Linked DNA regions of Homo sapiens: region 1 is linked to region 2. Evidence: chromatin loops called from intact Hi-C (ENCODE). Cell type or tissue: heart left ventricle. All regions are shown on one strand.

Evidence for each region. Peaks named below come from ENCODE experiments on the same cell type or tissue, not always from the same donor. Only the 100,000 strongest peaks of a DNase experiment are listed, where the experiment ranks them.
Region 1: a loop joins it to region 2, with 2.1 times the contacts of the local background. A loop is called at or near these places in 5 of 110 quality-filtered maps.

Annotation. Positions count from the first base shown.
Region 1 is chr17:11,762,255-11,770,254 of GRCh38, forward strand. It overlaps DNAH9 (dynein axonemal heavy chain 9), which reads left to right. Exons shown (of 69, transcript NM_001372.4): 36 at 1,186-1,360; 37 at 6,199-6,372; 38 at 6,868-7,075. Among named protein-coding and RNA genes, the nearest start is that of DNAH9, 170 kb to the left of the region's middle. In heart left ventricle, a CTCF peak has its summit at 4,768 (motif pointing right); a DNase peak (open chromatin) is centred at 4,871; H3K27ac peaks cover 755 bases.
Region 2 is chr17:11,931,882-11,939,881 of GRCh38, forward strand. It overlaps DNAH9 (dynein axonemal heavy chain 9), which reads left to right. Exons shown (of 69, transcript NM_001372.4): 64 at 133-324; 65 at 1,999-2,190; 66 at 5,471-5,641. Among named protein-coding and RNA genes, the nearest start is that of ZNF18, 62 kb to the right of the region's middle. In heart left ventricle, a CTCF peak has its summit at 4,101 (motif pointing left); no DNase peak of the experiment used is centred here; H3K27me3 peaks cover 448 bases.

The DNA.
Region 1 (8,000 bases), 170 kb before region 2:
GTCCATTGACAGTGCTGTATTTGTTATGAAAACGGACTCTGCCTCCATGCTGCCTATGAACACTTCATCCTGTGGGAGGTGGCAATGTGGGCTGAGTGTGTGGGTACGTGGTGTGCTCTGCATATACATGTGGTGTGATGAGGATACCTATGGGAAGAAAAGTATGTGTGTGTGAGCTTGTGCATGCTCCTGCTGCATGAGGCATAGGATGTCTTTTGTGCATCTCTTGATATCTGCCTTTCAATTAAGGCCTCTAAAGCCAAGATTAAAAGTGCAAACACCAGGCCAGGGCAGAGTTACAGAGGTGTATTTTCAGTTGAAGAACTCCATTCAGTTCATCATGATTGTATAAAATAACCATCTGTCCTGGTCCACTCTACTTCCCAGATAAGATCCTGGCCCCAGAAAAAGTGTTTTTGGTGTTTTCAATGGAAGGAAACCTCTGAGGTGAAGAGGTAGAAGGGCAAGCCTCAGAAATGCACCAAAATTGCCTCTTTAGGTGCGTTTTTTTTTTTGTTTTTTTTTTTTTTTTTTTTTTTTTTTGAGATGGAGTCTCACTCTGTAACCCAGGCTGGAATGCAGTGGCCCGATCTCAGCTCACTGCAAGCTCCGCCTCCCGGGTTCACGCCATTCTTCTGCCTCAGCCTCCCAAGTAGCTGGGAGTACAGGTGCCCGCCACCGTGCCCGGCTAATTTTTTGTATTTTTAGTAGAGACGGGGTTTCACCATGTTAGCCAGAATGGTCTCGATCTCCTGACCTCGTGATCCTCCCTCCTCAGCCTCCCAAAGTGCTGGGATTACCGTTGAGGTGCTTTTTGACAATTGCAGAAAGTGTGAAATGAGCGAAAAAGTTACTTGTTGCAGCCACCTGTGTTCCCCAGGTACTGAGAGGGGATCATCAACAGAAAGAGAAGAGGGAAGAAGAAGTGGGAGGGGGAGGGTGTCAGAGGAAAGGAGATGAGAAAGTCCTCAGGAGAGCTCTGGGCCCTTACTTCCTTACAAAGGAAGCTGGCGCGAGAACAGCTGATGAGAATAAAGGCTTAAGTGGCGCTCTGGTTGTCTGTAATCCCAAAGAACTTGACGGACCATGAGTCCACTGAAACTGAGTGGTTCCATAGCTGTCCAACAGCACCACCAGAATGGAATATCCTCTGTGTTTCAGATCCCCTCGGGTCTCTCTTTGCAGGTTTAAGAAGATCATTCCCATCCCAGAGCAGAGCATGGTTCAGATGGTGTGTCACCTTCTGGAATGTCTCCTGACCACGGAGGACATCCCTGCAGACTGCCCTAAGGAAATTTATGAGCATTATTTTGTGTTTGCTGCCATCTGGGCTTTCGGCGGAGCAATGGTCCAAGATCAGGTAAGGAGATATGTTGAGCTCAACAACCACACTGAAGTCTGTAGCAGCAAAAACTGATCCTTTAGCAAAGATTTGGAAGACAGGACAGCTAAATGTCAGAATGGACTTGAAAGCAGCAAACTATTTAGTCATCTACCTATTACTCTGCTAAAGACATCAGTTGTCCTAGCCAGACCTCATAGGGTGAGATACATGAGGTCGTGGTGTGTTCGGAGCTTTTCCTTTTTGAGCTACTGAACATATCTTTGATTTCTTGGGAACTTATACAGTGTTTGAGTTTGAACAACTGCTGGTATATATGCACTACTTTGCCAGGTGGTGTGTTTGTGGAGAGAGGGGTGGAAGGAGGCTGTGCCGTGGAAGCTTGAGTGGAAGGAAACCCTTCAGTTTTCTTAAAAACCTCTAGAACAAGGATGTACCACTCCCTACCAGGCCAGAGTTAACTATCATATCTCCATACGCGCGAAACTCAAAGCTGTCCAGAGAAGGCTGGACCAAAGTCTAATTAGCATCTAGGATTGGAAAACCAAAGTGGAATTTATCTTATAGTGTTGACTGCTATAGTCTCATGTTGATTGGAAGAAGGGATATGTGGCTTGGAATATCCTTGCATCCTGTCCCCCAACCCTTCTTGTATTCCCAGCATTTTTCTTTACTTATTTTTCTCCAAATAAAAGATATTTTATCTAGAAAGAAAAATATTCAATATTATGCAAACCAGTCTCCTATAACTGACTCTAGCTATTAGGCATTATTGTATGACAGTTAAGAACATGGACTCTGTTAGCAAATTTTAAGTATACAATACAGTATTGTTACTATAGGAACTTTCCTGTACAGAAGATTTATTCATCTTGAACTTAATCATTTTTATAACCAAAATTTTGTACCCTTTGACCTATACCTTCCATTGCTCCCTCCCCCAGCCACTGGCAACCTCAATTCCTCTCTCTGCTTCTGTGAATTGACTATTTTAGCTGTATCATGTAAGTGATATCATGTCAGATTTGTTCTTCTGTGCCTGGCTTATTTCACCTAGCATAACAGTCTCCAGGTTCATCACGTTGTTGCAAATGGAAAGATTTCCTTTTTCTTAAAAAAAAAAATTGCGAAGAGGGAAGATAAATCTTACATCAAATGTTCTTAGCACAAAACAACAATAACAATAACAACGATAAATAAGAGCATGGAAGGGAACTTTGAAGGTGATATGTAGGTTTATGCATAGATTGTGGCGATGGTTTCACAAGTGTATACTTTTTTCCAAACTCATCACATCATATGCATTAAATATGTGCAGCTTTTTGTATATCAGTCATACCACAATAAAGTGATTTTAAAAAATAGCTGAGAAAAGCAAAAATAAAAGCAAAAAAGAACATGAACTGTGGATTTGAATTGTAGCTCTGCCACTATTATCTGGGGAACGTTAGGAAAGTAACTTAACCTCTCTCTACCTTACTCTCCCCATGTGCACAAAGAATGATCATAGGGGTACCCAGCTCCTAGGAGGGTGGCGAGGACTAAGTGAATGCATAATGTTCTAATCACTCAGCATGAATACATGCAAGGTACTTAGCACAACCCATGGGTGCTTATTATTACTATTCTTCTAGTAAAAATATTCAGTTCTGTAGCACGTATCTGGTGTCTCTCTTGCAACAGGGGATCAGACCAAGCTGTAATTGTTGGAAAGTTATCATTTACTCTTCTCAGTCTGGATTGATTGTGAGCCTCTTTCAAAGGAAGGTAGAAAGTTTCAGCCTCCCAAGGCAAAACCATGTTCTAGAAATCCAAAATGAAAGTGAACTTGGACAAAAAAGAATTTGCAATTAACTTCTTTTTCATTTTCAAGGGCCCTGGCTGTTAACATCCGTCCTACCAACCATCACTCCCTGATGTGTTCTTTGGTGCTCAAAATTCAGAAAGCAGCTCTCGCAGGCTCTCAGGAAGTGCACCTTTCTCTACTGCCCTCCCCAGAGACAGATGCCCTGGAGGCAGAAAGGGAAGTCTCCAAGGACAGGAGGATACATGAGCCAGGAGTTTGACATCTGAGAATTTTCTGCTGTCTGTTCTGTAGTCTTTGGAGCTTCTCTGTGGACTACTCCTTTGACAGCTTTACATTTCCCCTTTGAGGCAAGGAGGCAAAGATTTCAGCAGGATGGATGAGACCTGGCTGAACTGCACAGAGATCCCGAATGCATAGGTTTAATTGCTCCCCGTCAAATGCAGTCTCTGACCTGTGGGCTGGGAAAACGTCAGACAGCGACTGCTGAGCTACTCTCTCATATTGGTGGTGCGCAGGCAGTGGAGTATCAGGATGAAAATATGTGATCAATTTTTCTAACTCTGGGTATAAAAATTTAAATCCCCTCAAGCCTTTTAAAAGCCCCGGAGAAAGCATCCCTCCAGGCGTCCTGCGCACTGGAGCACTTGAAGCAATTGACAGCCCTGCCAGCAACCTGGGAAGAGGACAAGGGAGAAAGCTTTTAGCAGCAGGGCACATCCCAGACCCCTACACTGCCTGCATTAAAAGCTAAACACCAAAAATAGTGCTGTCAATAGGAAGGTAGGAGTTTGGTCAAAATATTCACATCAGGAACAGCAATGGTGCTTACATTGAAAAAAACTGTCATAAAAGCAAAGCAGAAATACAAAATGGAGGCTATACCTGAGTAGAAGTTCCCATTTAAAAAAAAAAAAAAGTCCTGGCTGAATACCTTGCAGCCCTTAGAGAGAACAATCTCTCGGAAACGTAAGGTAGAGAAAACACCAGATTGTGAGACTGACAACCTGGGTTCAACTCCCAATTCTGTCGTTTCATAAAACCCCCACTTTATAAAATGGGAGTGATTTTAAGTAACCAGGATAACCTATAGCATTGTGAAAATGAAGCGAAGTAACACTGGGTTCCCAGCTCTACCACAGTATGCCAGTAAAGTCCTCATGTCCTCCAGGTTAAAGGGCAGAGAGAAAACAGTGAACTGTGAGAGCCCAGGGGACATGGGGACTTCAGAAGGGACCATGCTGAAGAGATACCATGGAGTGGAATTAAGAAAGGATCATTGGGCTGGGTGCGGTGGCTCACGCCTGTAATCCCAGCACTTTGGGAGGCCAAGGCGGGTGGATCATGAGGTCCGTAGTTCAAGACCAGCCTGGACAATATGGTGAAACCCCATCTCTACTAAAAATACAAAAAATTAGCCGGGCTTGGGCATGGTGGCGGGTGCCTGTAATCCCAGCTACTCGGGAGGCTGAGGCAGAGAACAGCTTGGACCCGGGAGGCAGAGGTTGCCGTGAGCTGAGATCGCGCCACTGCCCTCCAGCCTGGGCAACAGAGCAAGACTCTGTCTCAAAAAAAAAAAAAAAAAGAAAGAAAAGGAAAAAGAAAGGACCACTGGACTGGCCCAGCAGAGGTCACCTTGACTTTACAGTGTCCAATTATAGTACAAGGTGCGGTCAAGCACCAGCTTACAGGAAGGTGAGACAATGTCGGTGTGGCCCAGCCAAGGGCTTAGCTGGGAAATTGCCAGGCATCTCAAGGCAGCATCGGGGCTGAGGAAACAAGACCCACCCTTCCTTCCTTCTAGAGGTGGCCTTCATCTCAGAGTTTCCATAGAAACCTAAAATCTGGTTTTCGTAGAAAGTTGAAGGTCTTGAAGCGTATTATCTAGGAGTTAAGAATGGGGGTTTCCTCTAGGCTTCTGGTTCCAGAGAACAATATTGGGAAGTTATAACGTCCCCTTGATCTAAATTCAAATCAGAATGAGAACATCAAACAAATCTTTTCTTATCTTACCACCCATTTCCACTCTCATTTTAAAGCAAAAGAATTCAATCCTATTTATTTAACAGCAAAATGAGGAGTGCCCTTTTTTCGGGTTTCATAGTTGTTACCATGTGCCCAGCTCCCTGGTCTCTTCAGCCTTTAAACTGTCATTGTCCTGCCCTCCATGAATATTTCCTAAAATGACCAATATGGGACTTTTTTTTTCCTTTAGGATTTTTCTTAGTTCAGTGTGTTTAAAGAATGGGTTTGCCCTCCCAAAGAGTTGCCAGTAGTAATGGGTATGTTTTGGGTCTGAGTGTGTGTGTGTGTGTTTGGACACAATAAGATGGTTTGAGTACACTGGGTATACAGCCCCATGCGTAAGGGGCCCATTATCTAATAGGTATGCATGCAAATTATATGCTTCTACCTATTCCTTCTGTCAGAAAAACCAGTACAGCTCTGTCTCCCCCACTGCTCCTAGATTCTAGGATTTTAGCTCTTGCAAGAACCTTGGAAATCTTTCCAGAAACCTCATTTTGCAGACGAGGAGATTGAGGCATAGAAAGAAGGATTTGCCTGTGGTTACCTAGCTGATACCCAAACCCCTTCTGAGGCTCTTCTCACTGCAGCGCTCTGTGCCCCAGGTGTCAAGAGTCACCATTCCATTCCAACCTTAGGCTGCCATCCTGGGAACTGCAGAGAATCTCAGGCACCGAAGAATGGGGCCAATCTACCTCTTCAGGAGTTCTTGATTCTCCCCCGTGTTCTTCCACCTCCCTCCCTCAACCATCTCCACCCTTCAGTGGCTGTAAGACATGGCAGGACCAGGCTGGCTCAGCCGCATGGTCAAGCAAGGATGCCTGTGCGTGGCCCCTGCGTAGTCCGGCTTGGTCAGGGTTGACCCTTGGGGCAGCGCTGCCTTCCTGGAGGAGCTGGTCTAGCCGGCAGGCCCACACAGGGAGGAGCACGTTGTCCTGCCCTGACCTTCTATCTGACGCCGTGGCCTCCTGTGTGGGCTTCTTGAGTTCTGGAGGACCTTGTCCCCTGACTGTCTTTGTTTTTGCAGCTTGTGGACTACCGGGCAGAGTTCAGCAAATGGTGGCTGACTGAGTTCAAAACAGTCAAGTTTCCTTCCCAAGGAACCATCTTTGACTATTACATCGACCCAGAGACCAAGAAATTCGAGCCTTGGTCCAAGCTCGTCCCCCAGTTCGAATTTGACCCCGAGATGCCCTTGCAGGTGAGTGCAGCTGAGCAGCCGAGGACGTGCGTGCAGTTGCCCTCAAGGATCTGCAGTGGCTCCAGTAGCAGCCCCGCATGGCTATCTGAGCATTTGTCCTTGCTAGGAACTAGTCATCCCCAGCTCCATGACTTTGCAGAGGAGATGATGGGTGTAATGAAGTCACAGATTCTACTAAAGGCCAGGACATTTCCTCAAGAGAGGAGGAAATGGCAGGGGCAGAAGATTTTAAAATGCATTAGAGAGGCCACAGAGAAAGAGGCCCGGGTGGTAGAGGAGAGCGGGGAAGCTCTCTGCCTAACTGCGGGGAGCCCAGAGAGTGAGTCTGTAGAATGGTCCCACTGTGAACATCAGGGAAGATACTCCTGACCGGTGCTTATTTGGGGAGCTCCATCGTGACGGAATCCCCTGTTCTGAAATGCTTCGGAACGCCGCTGGTGCATCTGTTTCTCCCTAGAGCCCACCCTTGGCAGGCTTATTGTGCTCCCATTCCAGGCGTGTTTGGTGCACACGAGTGAGACCATCCGTGTGTGCTACTTCATGGAGCGGTTGATGGCGCGGCAGCGGCCTGTCATGCTGGTGGGCACGGCTGGCACTGGCAAGTCGGTGCTGGTGGGAGCTAAGCTGGCCAGCCTTGACCCCGAGGCATACCTGGTGAAAAACGTGCCATTCAACTACTACACCACGTCAGCAATGCTGCAGGGTAAGCAGCCCAGGGCACCTGGGGTGGGGGGCATCTGGGTGGCCGTGTCACCTGACACAGAGCTGAAGCCAAGCGTCAGGTGCCTGCCTGACTTGAGTTCTGCATACCCCAGCACTGCGCACTTCCTCCCACACGCCCCTTCTCACCTCTCCCTACACACCTCTTTCTGGCTCCTCCAGCACCCCTTAGCACTGCTTCTGGTCTTTCTTTCTACATTCCTCCCTGGTCTGTTAAATTCCTCAAGAGCAAGGTGTTCAACACAGAGCAGTTCAGCACCTTGATGACAAAGAGAGCTACAAGCCATGGAGAGATTTGCAAGAACTTGCAGACTTCCGGCACTGAAAGTATCTCTAGAGATCATTTAATTCATCTCTCATATGTTATGGGTGGGGAAACTGAGGCTCAGGTAAAAGGATGTGATTGCCCAAAGTCACCACCAAGTGGTGAGGCAGGCATGACACATCTGGTCTGACTCCACCTGGGGCTTGCTTTTCCCCGGTGTTTACACACAGAGCTCCCAAATAGACATGGGCCACCGGTGATGTTTTACCCTTGCCAGAGTCTCTCTCCCCTTAACTCATTTACGACACAGTCTCCTTTTTTATGGAAACAACACATTAACTAAAACAGCTTTGTTTTGGAGAAGCTTCCAAGCCATTCTTCCAACAAAATGAGGGGAGAGGCAGGGCTGGGGAGAAACCCTGTTCTTACTTCCCAAACACCGACAGCCTTGTCCCACTCTGTTACTTGGTCTGAGCTTTCCCAGGTGACACTGCAGTGCCTCCCCACACCTAGATATGAGCTGTTTGCAGCTGGATAAGTTAGGAGCCATAGCTTATAATGTGAAAAGTGAACCTGGCACTCTCGTTATCCGCTACATCACCCAGGCCTTAGGCCAGCAGACTTGCAAAGCAGGCTTCGTGTG
Region 2 (8,000 bases):
CGCTGTAACTCAAACCCAAACCAGAATATATGGTAATGTTTTCCAACACGAACCCTGATTGTAACCTCACCCTAGCCAGCCCCGTATAAGAGAAGTTGTGTGCGAACCTTAAAAGCGACACTCTCATTTCAGGACACTCTGGAGATGTGTTCTCGGGAGACGGAGTTTAAGAGCATCCTCTTTGCTCTTTGTTACTTCCATGCGGTGGTGGCAGAAAGACGAAAATTTGGGCCCCAGGGATGGAATCGCTCATACCCCTTTAACACTGGAGACCTCACTATCTCTGTGAATGTCCTCTACAACTTCCTGGAGGCCAACGCAAAGGTAAAGGCCATGGACATTCAGGGACCAGCCAGGTTGGGAGAGGGTTAAAATTATTTAATTTTGAGGGGTGAATCAGAGGGGTCTAGGATGGGGCCTGAGAATGTGCATTTCTAACAAGCTCCCTCGTGATGCAGATGCTGCTGATTCGGGGACCATAATTTAAGAGTGTAACACATGGTCATGTTCCAAGCCCCACTCCCCATTACCTGACAGCCAGATTATTTGAAACCTTGATAGTACAAATCGGAGCCCATGCATCAACATCATTGGCAGGACCTGGGAGCTAGTTAGAAATGCAGAATCTCAGGTCCCACCCAAACTTACTGAATCAGCGCATTTTAACGAGATTCTCTGGTAATTCGTATGCACGTTAAGGAGGGATGATGCAGTGCTATCCTACAGAAGGGGCATGAGCACACAGAAGGGCTGCACCCCACACAGGTGGGATGAGGCAGTGCCAACCCCAGGACTAACCCAAAGGCTGAGAATAGTACAACTGTGAGGTGAGAGCCATGGACGCTCAGGAAGTCTAACTAGAGACTCACACAGTGAGTCAGTCCCATGAGAGTTTGTCCCGGGCCCCACCAGACCATACCTATGTCTTCACAGCATGGCAGGTAGACTGTGATCAGCAGGAAGAGACTTCACACTCGCCTGATATAAGTTCCCAAACTTCGCTAACAATCAGTGCTCTTCCAGTTAAGGGAATATTCACCTCGTCAAGGTTATTCTAGTTCAGGAGCCAAACACAGAGTCAACAGGGCCACCACCTCTTCCTCGTGGGGAAAACGAACCAGGCCCAGATGCCCTGAGAAATCCTTCTGTCTCCAGCCCTTGGGCCTGGGAAGCCCACTCAACAGTAATCTTTCATTGCTGGCTTTCCTCCAGTGACCTCCCTCCCTAAGTCTCACACCAATGAACTTGTGGGCTTTGTTTATTCCCTTTGAACTTTCAAAGGGGACAGTTAATCTTGTCATTAAAGGCAGAAAATTAGAAAAGTACTCTGGTCCTCACTTTTCTCCATTTGACATTCACCTATTTAAAGAATTTCTAGGTAGAGCCTGCCTTCACTGTCACAGTTAAAAAGCTTGAAAGAGGGAAGGCATATATATATGGGGCGTGGGGTTGGCAACTTTCCTGTCTTCACTCTTTGATGTAATTCTTCAAGCTTTTTTTTTTCTTCTTTTTTTTTGAGATGGAGTTTCGCTCTTGTTGCCCAGGCTGGAGTGCAATGGCATGACCTCAGCTCACCACAACCTCCGCCTCCCGGGTTCAAGAGATTCTCCTGTCTCAGCCTCCCGAGTAGCTGGGATTACAGGCATGCACCACCACACCCAGCTAATTTTGTATTTTTAGTAGCGATGGGGTTTCTCCATGTTGGTCAGGCTGGTCTTGAACTCCCAATCTCAGGTGATCCACCCGCCTCGGCCTCCCAAAGTGCTGGAATTACAGGCGTGAGCCACCGCGCCCGGCCTTCTTCAGGCTTTTAATGAACTCCCCAAACACCCCTAACCCTGCTGGGCACTGAGGGTATGGAGAAAAATAAGACATTGCTCTCAATCTCAAGAAGCGTCCCTCTCTTGTGGCTTTCTGTGCTGCCCAGATGGGAGGCCAGCCCCGACGCCTGTGTGGAGGTCTTTCTTCCTTCCTCTCTTTCTTTCCCCCATCACTCAGGTCCCCTATGATGATTTGCGCTACCTGTTTGGAGAGATCATGTATGGAGGCCATATCACAGATGACTGGGACAGAAGACTCTGCAGAACCTACCTGGGGGAATTCATTCGACCAGAAATGTTAGAAGGAGAACTGTCTTTGGCCCCAGGGTTCCCACTCCCAGGCAACATGGACTACAATGGTTATCATCAGGTGAGACTCTGCTCTGTGCTTCTGATGTCGTGAGGGTGCTCACAGGGCCCTGGGTATTCCTCCCACGCCGACCTGCACCACCAGGGAAGCCTCTGCTGGGACATCACCATGGGCTGCAGGCAGGGGCTGAGGCAAAAGGGCTTAGACAGCTGAGCTCATGTCAAATCTGGTCCTATGCCCCAAGCCTGCCCTGTTTAAGTTGAGAGATACGGGATTTCTAGCCTCAAATTAATAATCAAATGGAGCCTTTGGAGATCTTTCGATTCTTGATGATTGGTTCAGTCATTCTGTGTGTTGCTGTTTTCTACAAATAACATCTGGGACAGTTATTTGGTTGTTTTCACTTGGGATGTTGACAAACCCATTTTTTTTTTTTTTTTTTTTTTTTTTTTGAGATGGAGTCTTGCTCTGGCGCCCAGGCTGGAGTGCAGTGGCGCTATCTCTGCTCACTGCAAGCTCCGCCTCCCGGGTTCACGCCATTCTCCTGCCTCAGCCTCCCGAGTAGCTGGGACTACAGGCGCCCGCCACCAAGCCCGGCTAATTTTATTTTTGTATTTTTTTTAGTAGAGACGGGGTTTCACCCTGTTAGCCAGGATGGTCTTGATCTCCTGACCTCGTGATCCGCCCACCTGGGCCTCCCAAAGTGCTGGGATTACAGGCGTGAGCCGCCGCGCCTGGCCTGACAAAGCCGTTTTTCATGGAGCAAAATTTCAGGCAAGACCTTAGCCAACTTTTGGTAAAGTTTCTGTGGGTGATTCTAAATATCCCTGGAGGAGCATGGTCTTGTGCCAAGATCACTCAGGTCACTCACCCCTCCCACTCCGTGTTGGTGGCTATGAACACAGGCACATACCGCATACGTATGCCACAGTCAGCATTCTCATGAAGGCTTTCTTTTCTTTTCTTTTATGAGACGGAGTCTTGATCTGTCACCCAGGCTGGAATACAGTGGTGCGATCTTGGCTCACTGCAACCTCCGCCTCCCAGGTTCAAGCTATTCTCCCTGCCTCAGCCTCCTGAGTAGCTGGGATTACAGGCCCCCACCACCACACCCGGTTTTTGTATTTTTTAGTGGAGACGGGGTTTCATCGTGTTGGCGAAGCTGGTCTCGAACTCCTAACCTCAGGTGATCCACCTGCCTCGGCCTCCCAAAGTGCTGGGATTACAGGTGTGAGCCAGCACGCCCGGCCTCATGGAGGTTTTCTTACTATTACTTCGGTCTTTTATGTTACTATTACCACAGCTATGTTTAAAGTATTCATCTTTGCCTATTTCACCTTCCATGGAAAACATTCCAAAAGATTTTTTTTTTTTTTTTTTATAAGACGGAGTCTCACTCTGTCACCCAGGCTGGAGTGGAATAGCGCGATCTCGGCTCACTGCAACCTCCGCCTCCCTGGTTCAAGTGATTCTCCTGCCTCAGCCTCCTGAGTAGCTGGGATTACAGGCGTGCGTCACCACGCCCAGCTAATTTTTGTATTTTTAGTAGAGACGGGGTTTCATCATGTTGGTCAGGCTGGTCTCGAACTCCTGACCTCATGATCCTCCCACCTCAGCCTCCCAAAGTGCTGGGATTACAGGCGTGAGCCACCGCGCCCGGCCCGAAAGATATTTTTTAGCAGTTTTTATTGGTAGGCTTTTGAACATGCCTAGAAAAACTCTTGAATATAAAACATAAGGGAAATATTGATCACAGGAATATTAACTGCAAGCTTTAAAAAAATTTCTTTAATTCATTAAACTTAAGGGTAAATCGTAAAAGTCATTTGATCCAGAAAAATTGGACCTATAAGAGGAGATTTAAAACAATAAAGCTCTTTAAGGAAAATAAGAGGAAATGTTTTTAACTACTTCACCAAAGGCAAAAAGGCTTTTCCCGGGAAAATTGTGCAACAGCGTCCCCTAGTGTCCATGGGATAATTCGACAGGAGGCTGGAGCAAGTAACAGGCAAAGGAAGTCTGTTTTTCTTATTCAGCAAGGGTGAAATCGATTTGCACATTTCCAAATGACTGAGGTACACTCTCTTTCTTATACTTCTCTTTAATGTGTTAGTTAATAGATGGTTCTAGGGCATCTACATAGAGTCCAGGCCTGCACAGAACGCTGGAGGAAATACAAAAATGAACATACAGATCGGCCCTTGAGGAATGGGCAATCTATTAGGCTAGGTGTTAATAACACCAAGGAATCGTCAAAATCATATCAGGAACGGAACTTGAGGGATATTTTCCCACCATCGTATAAAGAGCCATGAAGAGGCGCTCAAAACATTCAGAGCCAGGCGCGGTGGCTCCCGCCTGTAATCCCAGAACTTTGGAAAGTCAAGGCTGGAGGATCACTTGAGCTGATGAGTTAGAGACCAGCCCAGGCAACATAGTGAGACCTCATCTCTACAAAAAATAGAAATAAAAAATCGGCTTGAGCATGGTGGCATGTACCTGTATTTCCAGCTACTTGGGAGACTGAGGTGGAAAGCACTTGAGCCTGGGAGGTGGAGGCTTTAGTGAGCTGTGTACTCTACTGTACACTACTGTACTCTAGTTTTTTCAGCAGAGTGAGAGCCTGTCTCACACACACACAATAAAATAAAATAAAATAAAACTGAGCCTTAGCCGCTGGTTAGGATTTTTAGGCATTAGGCATGGCAGACTCTAGCCACTAGCACTGGCCACAGAAAGGAGCTGCTAGGGTGACACATAGTTTCAAAATTTTTTTTATTTGAATACCTTTCACCAGGGGCGCAAACTCTCCAGTTCGCAGCCAATCTCACCTCCTTCGTCCTAAGCCCAATTCACTTGTTTATTTTGCATGTGCCATCCCATGTACATGTTCAGGTTTGTCATATCTGATTTAGATGGAGGGGAGAGAAAAGAAGGAAAGGTCTGGAATCCTAGAAGAGCTTACGTAAAATCACTAGGGAGGGATTCGTATTTTTGAAAGACTATGAGAAGTCCTCCTCTGGTCTGCAGGAAAAAGAGTCATCAGGGAGGAGTGGGAGGCATTGGGTGTGGAGATAGATAAAGTCATCTAAGCCTCCCAGAAAAAAGAGAATGATAGAATGAATGTGGAAGTTTTGGGAAACGGGTCCAGCCGACAAAAATGGATGATGTCAAGGTGCACTAATAGGTGGAGAGGGTGATGAAGTCAACCAGGGATGGTGAGCAGTGTCCCCTGGAGGAGGGATACTAGCCCATGGACTCCCTGCAGAGGACAAGCCGGTGTGGGAGATGGGAGGTACGTCCTGGTTTCTTTTTAAGTGAGCTTGCCCTTGATTTTCAGTACATCGATGCTGAGCTGCCCCCAGAATCCCCCTACCTCTATGGCCTCCACCCGAACGCAGAGATTGGCTTCCTGACCCAAACCTCAGAAAAGCTCTTCCGCACTGTGCTGGAGCTGCAGCCTCGGGACAGCCAGGCCAGAGACGGAGCGGGCGCCACAAGAGAAGAAAAGGTGTGTGTGGTGGGGACTGCCTGAGGTCGTTCTGGGGGACCCCGAGGATCATAGATGCACACCTTTCTCCTGCTGGCCATTTTGGCAGTACACAGCATAGACAACACACAAAGCACCAACCACCTGCAGCCTGGAGATGCTTGCCTGTCACCGCCAAGAGCCTCTCCCCTCCCGTCATCACCATGCTGGCCATCAGTTAAATCATAGGAAGTCCCTGCCATTGGGTTCAGCAGTTTTCTTTGCCAGTCCACCCAAAGTCCATTTTTATTCAGCTTCTCTGCCAAAGTGAAGAAAGGGCAGGGCTGAACAGTGGTGGCTTGGGAACCTTGAATGTGACTTCTTGATCCCCTGGCAAACCAAGCAAGGATGGGTAAGGGGTTGCCCCTGAGCACCCCCACCTCAGTTCACCAACCAGATGCCAGTGGGGAAGAACACAGTCCTTCATAATGCAAACGCCTTCCCTTCGTGTGAATGGCTTCTAGTCCGAGAGTCTCTAAATACACAGTTACCTGCCACTAAGCACAGGACTTCCTGAAATTTTAGGAAGGTGGAAGGGAATTATGGAGTAGAAAGGCAGACCAGGGTGAGGTGTGGGTTTCAGGACAACCCAAGGCAACATGGGGGCTCTGATCCTGGTGTGGGGGTAGCTGAAGATAAAGAAAGAATGGGCCTCACACCTGTAATCCCAGCACTTTGGGAGGCCAAGGCGGGCAGATCATGAGGTCATGAGTTCGAGACCAGCCTGGCCAACATGGTGAAACCCCATCTCTACTAAAAAATACAAAAATTAGCCGGGTGTGGTGGTGGGCGCCTGTAATCCCAGCTACTCGGGAGACTGAGGCAGGAGAATTGCTTGAACCTGGGAGGTGGAGGTTGCAGTGAGCCAAGACCGTGCCACTGCACTCCAGCCTGGTGACAGAGCAAGACTGTCTCCAAAAAAAAAAAAACAAAAAAAGAATGGGCCACCAAAGGGAAATTTCTCCATGAATTTTTTTCTGAGACAAGCTAACCAACTTCCTAAAGATGTATTTGTACCAACTGACATCCACCCCATGGTACTGCCTGGATTTTTTTTTTAATTTAATTTTTCTAAGAGTAAGATTTCACTCCATCACCCAGGCTGGAGAGTTCAGTGGCATAATCACAGCTCACTACAGCCTGCAACTCCTAACCTCAAGCAATCCTTCCACCTCAGCCTCCTGAGTAGCTAGGACTGCAGGTGTGTACCACCACGCCCTGCTAATTTTTTAACTTTTTGTAGAGACAGGGTCGCACTATGTTGCCTAGGCTAGTCTTGAACTCCTGGGCTGAAGCAATCCTCTCATTTTGACCTCCCAAAGTGCTAGGATTATAGGTGTGAGCCACTGCACCCGGTCCTAGCTGGGTTCTTTAATTTAGAGATGCCATTAGGTTTACAAGTAAACATCCTTGGGAAGATTATCAAACTTTTAGCCTCTAGAGACTGATTTTAGGAAAGCAAACTGATACTAAAAGAGTTGGACTTTTATATAAAGGTATGGAGTCATGTCATCAAAATAGTATTTCTCAAATTTTAATATGCCTAAGAATGTGCCAGAGAGATTGAAATTCTGACTCCGAGGTCTGGGGTTAGGTTGCATTGGCAACCTAGTGATTTTGATGAGGTGAGCATACTTCGAGAAAGCTGCTCCATATCACTCTACTCAGTCTATTCCACTATTTGATGTATAATTTGAAAATAAAGAGAAGAACCCACCCAGAATGAATAATGTTCCTAGATCTAAAACTGGAAAAGGCTGAGACTGTATAAGTAATAGACTTAGAATTCTTCAGTCAAGGTTCAAAGAAGGTTCTAATGCTTATCATTTCCTTATCCCCTCCCCCAGCTAACCCAAGAAATGGGGTGTGTATGTGCTTGTGTATTTCAGAAATGATATGAACTGTGATCACTTGCCATGCACAATGCTGTGTGGGACACGTGTGCAGGTTACTGGGTGCACATCTGATTGTGCAGTATCCCAGTATTTGGCCATGGTGGTGTTTCTCACATAGCTCACATGTTCCTATGAGCTATCTTCCTTCCTGTCCACACCGCAGGTCAGCTCAAGATGAGGGGCAAAGAGTCAAAGCCCAGAGAGTATTTTGTTGTTAAGAAGTAAATGACCGAGAGGTTGTACACTCCACATACACTCATGAACTCTTGACTCAATTCTGTTCCCATGTTTACATCTATATGAAGGGAAGCTGGGGATTTTAGTATATAGCTAAAGAGAAGGAGTGAGAAGGGAGGTTGGCATGTTAGATACATGGATGGATGGATGGATGGATGGATGGATGGATGGATGATGGGTAGATGGGTGATGATGGATAGATAATTGAT